Linked DNA regions of Homo sapiens: region 2 is linked to region 1. A link is a contact called in ENCODE Hi-C or POLR2A ChIA-PET data. All regions are on one chromosome and are shown on one strand. The core of a region is the stretch at or near the end of the contact, and the rest is flanking DNA. Distances in the headings are between cores, read along the strand shown.

Region 1 (2,700 bases), core at 180-2,679:
CTTGCTAGCTAGGATCCCCCCTCAGTTTATTATCATTAGATGATGCCCCCTTTCAATCATGTTTCTCCACAACTATCCACTCCTTTCATCAGACTTAGCATAAAAAGCCCATTTTTTCCTGGGTCTTTGTGTCTTCATTTCTGAAGACTCCTCTGTCACATAAAACTGTGTTAAATGAATTTATTATCCCTTTTCTTGTTAATTTTTATTATTTATTTTTTGAGACAAAGTCTCGCTTTGTCACCCAGACTGGAGTGCAGTGGCACAAACATGGCTCACTGCAGCCTCGACCTCCCAGGCTCAAGCAACCCTCTCACTTCAGCCCAGAATAGTTTGGGACTACAGGCGCCCATCACCACACCCGACTAATTTTTGTTTTTTGTTTGTTTGGTTGGTTTTTTTTGTAGCGACAGCGTCTCACTATGTTACCCAGGCTGGTCTCCAACTCCTGGGCATAAGCAATCCGCCTGCCTCGGCCTTCCAAAATGTTGGGATTACAGGCATGAGCCACCTGCGCCTGGCTTCTCTTAATTTTTTTCATAGGAATGTCAGCTGTGAACCTTGTGATAAGTGAGGACAAGATATTTTTCTTGCCCTTACAATGCCAAACAATGGACTAAGCGTTCTATTATACACATACGGTACTCAAACTGATGTTTTGCCCTGTTGCCATTATAAGTAAACACTTGCATTACAGTAAATAGCCAGAAACAAAGCTGCAACACTTCCTGTAAACGCTACTATAGCCGCACTCCACAGGATTTTTTAATATGTTCTATATTATTCAGTTAAGTAGATATTCTCATTTCCATTGTGATTTCTTCATCAGCCCTTGAAATATTTGGTGTATTGCTCCTATTCCAGACGTGGAGACTTTTAGTTTTCTTGTTACTCTAGTTTAATTCTACTGTGATCAGAGAACATAACGCTGAAAGGGGTCGGAGTTTTGAATGCACGGGGGCTTTCCTTTATGGCTCAGGATGTGCTCGATGCTGGTGTATGTTCCACGTGCATCAGGTTTCCTCTCTTTCCAATTATCGTGCTAAGAGCTGACTTCAGCTTAGAAATCCTCAAAGTCCCTTCTGACACTAAGTGTGTGTAATTCCAAGCATAAACTAAACGGTAATTACCTCGAACTTTTCTTCCTGTTAACTCTTTTCCTCTTGATTTTTCAAAATGCAGCAACTATTACTTCTAATAAAAAAACAGAAAAAGAAAAAAAATCCACTTGTATTCGCCTGTAGCTCTGTGCTTTCGGCTCTTCTCATATGCAAACGAAGACCCCAGGCGCCGCCAAAACACAGCGTGAGAGACGCCCGGGAGCCCGGGCCGCCGCCAGCGCACGCTCGAGCACACCCGGGCGCGCCCCAGCACCCTGCCCCTCCCAGCTAGGGCTGAGGGGCGGGGCCGCCGCGGCGCGCTGACGTCAGAGGAGGCTGCGACGCTGCCGGGTCCGCCGCGGCGCTGGCGGCAGTGGCCGGTGTGAGCGCAGAGCCGGGCCCTGGGCAGCAGCGGCAGCGCGGTAGGACCTCGCGCAGCGTCCGCGGGCTCCGGGGCGGGGGCGCCAGCGGCGAAGCCCCCTCCCCGGGGAGGCGGGACCTGGGGGAGCTCCCGAGCCGGGGAGCGGCGGCGGCCGGGAACGATGCATCAGAAGCTGCTGAAGAGCGCGCATTACATCGAGCTGGGCAGCTACCAGTACTGGCCGGTCCTGGTGCCCCGTGGCATCCGCCTGTACACCTACGAGCAGATCCCCGGGTCCCTCAAGGACAACCCGTACATCACCGACGGCTACCGGGCCTACCTGCCGTCCAGGCTGTGTATCAAAAGGTACGGTCTGGCTGCCTCCGCCTGGAGTGCCCCCTTCTCTCACCTACACCCTTTTTGTCTGGTCCCCCTTCTGCTTTCCCCGCCTTTCTGCTTGCCCATCATTTCCTCGCCGCCCCATCCTTTTCATCCCTTTTTGCCGCCTCTCCTCCCCCGTTATCTCCCCTTACCTGGCCGGGGTACTTGGTCCACGGAATAATCATGATAGTAACAGTGATCATAATTACAGCTCTCCTATGACGCTTTGCTCTTTACAAAGGGCTTTTACATCCTTTATTCGGTTTGTTCGGCTCATTGAGATATATATTGAAATGGGGCTGAGCCATATTTGCCCGGTGTATACCTTTCTTTTTAGAGCAACACTGTGGGAATTCAGTAGCTTTGGGCCAGATAAGTGCCTGTATAATAGGAAACAAGTTAACATATACACCCGAGATTTATTCATTTGGCAAATACTTATGGAGCCCATGCAGAAAAAAAAGCAAACATGGCCCTTGTTTTCATGAAGCTACTAAGGTGTAGCCTGGGTAACAGACATTAAATAGATAATTACACAATTACATAATAACCATTGTGGAAAAAATGCTGTGTAGGAAAAGTACTGTGGTAAAGAGAGCTCATAACGGGCACCCAGTCTCCACTAGAGCACCACAGAAGCATCTCTAAGAAAGAAATTTCTTTATCATTTTAAACCTTTAAAACCACAGTCCCTTGAAAATCCGTGTTTTAAAAAAACAAAACTGAAAAATAACTATTCTAGTTCTTGGAGTAACTGTCCAAACTTACTACCTGTACTAAAATACAGGACCTCTGCTTCAGGAGAATTAAGATACAGGTGTTGGTTAGCTCCAGGTCGCTGTAGTGGCAAACCCTAGT
Region 2 (2,700 bases), core at 178-2,677, 2.7 Mb after region 1:
TACACTATAGTTGCCAAGAAAATGTACTTCTTGGATCTTGCAGTGTAGATAGCATAACTGACCAATGGCTCCGCCTCAACTGCTGAGCTCTGCTGAAATCCATACCCTGATATTTATCCCTAGGTTGCTGCAAAGGCCAGCTTCCTAAGGCTGCTCCCAGCTCATGACTGAGCACAGCAGGGATACTAAGGCGGGCCTCTTTCTGGGAGATGCCAGACTTCTGGGACAAGCCCATTTGGCTAAAGGATTCCCCACCCCAATGGCCTTGCTGAACTTTTTATACATGGACTGTATATATATCAAATGCTTCCTTCCACCCAACCTTCCTTCCTTGCTTGCCTCTTTCCTTCACAAGGATCACACCTGCATCCCAGGTCCAGCTCCCTGTTTTCCCTCAAAACTCTCTTGCATAGTACCCCCATCTGGGACTGTTTCTGGAGGACTGGGACAAACACAACCTCCTATTCATAGGACTGCCAAGGGTATTAAATGAGTAGAACTGTGCAAAGAAACTAGTAAAGGGCTGGCGTAGAAGAAACACTCATTTAACGAACACTTCTTGAGTCCTGGCTGTGTGCAGGTCTTGGTCCTGGGTGTCTGGGACACCACAGTGAGCAAAGCAGGCAAGAACACCAGCGATGCCTGCTTTAAGCTCCTTCCCAACTTCCACATCTTTAACAGGATACCAAGAGCCCTTCAAAGTCTGACCTCTTGGGGCCTCAACACCTCCGACTCCACCCCCTGAACACCTGAGCCTACAGTCAAAAGGAACTTCCTTCTTGCTTCCTACAGGTTTTGCTCTTTCACCCCCAATGCCTTTGCTCACCGTTTCCTTCTCCGTGAAATGCCTCCTCCTCCCTTTTTTGCACATCTTCCATTCTTGCACATGCCCCTTACGTGACAAACTTATGCATCCCCCAGGCCCCAGTTCAATGTGGGGCCCTAGGTCATCCAGGCAGAACATGCTTGCTGGCATGATCTCAGCAGGCACCTGGTAGAAGCACTTGCTACATTGTGTTGTAATTGCGGTAACGGTGTCCCCGCTAACTTGCGAGCGCCTCTAGAGCAGGGGAATGTCCCAGCCACCTTGAATCCCCAGCGCGTGGCCCATGGGAGGCCCTCAGACCTATCTGCGGAATGAGTAAATGAGTGTGTGAACCAGGTTCGGCAATTTCGGTGGGGCGAGCGCTGGGCCTGCGGTGCAGGGCGCTGGGAGCGGCCAGGCCGGGCCTGGCTCAGGCGCCGCAGCCACTCAGGGCCACCGGGGACCGGCCGGGGAGGGCGCGGGCCGAATCACTGCCGCCGCCGCAGGGCACATGACTGCGGCCTCCGCCCCCGCCCGCCTCCCCGCGCAGTCGCCGGCGGTTGCCTCGCGGGGTTGCGGCGAGCCCGGCCCGCGAACGTCACGTCCCTGCGCGCTCCCTGCACTCTCCCGAGCTGCGCTAGGCGGGCGCCACGGCTGCCCGGCGAAGGAAACCGAAACCGAGTCCGGGCCCGTCCCTCCGCGGCCCCATCCGCCCGGTGCACCCGGGGCCGCGCTCGCCAGGCCGCGGAGCCCAGAGCTGCGCGCACGAACCGTGCGCCGGGAGGGCGTGGGCGTGGCGCCGAAGGGTCCCGGGTCTTCGACGCCTCTGCGGCGGCTCCTCCCTCCTTGCAGTTGGATCCCTGGCGGGTGCGGCCCGGCCCGGCCCGTGAGCGGCGCACAGAATGGGCCGATGCTGCTTCTACACGGCGGGGACGTTGTCCCTGCTCCTGCTGGTGACCAGCGTCACGCTGCTGGTGGCCCGGGTCTTCCAGAAGGCTGTAGACCAGAGTATCGAGAAGGTGAGGCGGGGCGGGCTGTGTGTGTGTTGTGGAGTCGTCCAGCTCACCCTCCCATCCCTGCTGCTACATCTTGTATGGGAAAGACCAGCACTCAGGCAGACCCTCCGCGCTAGAGCTCTTCTTGCGTCCCTGTCTTCCAGGGCTTGGTAGGCGAGGGTTAAAGAAGGATGAGGAAGGATGGAGCCGACTCTGTTCCCTTTACAGTGATAAGTAAGGCTATGGATCCTGACTTTTAAAAAGGCCTTCGGTTGTGTTCTGTCGTTTGCATCTCTCCCCACTCCTTCCGTCTACACCCCAATCTCAGGTGGGCCCAAACTTGTTTCCTTCCCACTTCATGAAGAAACAGAACTGAATGAAAGACACCGCAGAAGAGGCAGGTTATGTTGTCTGCTTGCTGTAGCCTTTGAAGTGGTGTGCGCCTGGGGATGAGACGTGGGTGTGCGGTCTATTGTGTTCTTGCCCTCTTGGGCTGGGCAGGGGCAGTTGGTAGCTGGGCCAGTCCTTTAGGCTGGGTGACAATTCATCCATCAGTCTTTGCTGAACGCTGACTTAGTGGCTTTGTATCTTGTACCAACAGTCTGTGTTGCTTTGTCTCACCATGAATTCTTGTTTTTCTCAAACGGCCATAATTTTCAGGCACAGATGCATTTAGATACCCTACAAGAATCTGAACTTGTCTCTTCCTCTAGATGATTGGGCTGGAGAGCCAGTCCTTTAAGAAGACTTCATCTTTTGATTTCACTGGTCATTTCATCTGCCCTTTCCCCCACATCCACCAAGCTGTGTCAAAAGAGGAACAAAAGAGAATTACTGGGATCATTTTTTCCTTAAAAAAGAAAAATAATCACTGGAGCAGCAGCCTTTCTTGTTAGCATC

What was found. Hi-C counts contacts between places; a loop is a spot of excess contacts on that map. ChIA-PET counts read pairs that join two places held with the same protein, here RNA polymerase II (POLR2A). Pooled maps may share reads with other maps.
Region 2: a loop to region 1 is called in a map of naive thymus-derived CD4-positive, alpha-beta T cell, with 5 times the contacts of the local background. The contact joins the promoter of SCARB2 here to the promoter of PAQR3 in region 1. A Hi-C loop is called at or near these places in 1 of 168 maps with a recorded cell type or tissue (naive thymus-derived CD4-positive, alpha-beta T cell) and 6 of 50 pooled maps. POLR2A ChIA-PET finds 5 or more read pairs at or near these places in 1 of 52 experiments (activated CD4-positive, alpha-beta T cell).

What each region holds. Positions count from the first base shown.
Region 1 is chr4:78,938,167-78,940,866 of GRCh38, reverse strand. PAQR3 (progestin and adipoQ receptor family member 3) reads left to right here and starts at 1,429. Exons shown (of 6, transcript NM_001040202.2): 1 at 1,429-1,827. The coding sequence starts at 1,643. RefSeq lists silencers at 1,250-1,739, 1,830-1,899.
Region 2 is chr4:76,212,551-76,215,250 of GRCh38, reverse strand. It overlaps SCARB2 (scavenger receptor class B member 2), which reads left to right and starts at 1,427. Exons shown (of 12, transcript NM_005506.4): 1 at 1,427-1,824. The coding sequence starts at 1,708. It also overlaps a transcript of FAM47E not described here. RefSeq lists silencers at 1,089-1,708, 1,622-2,026.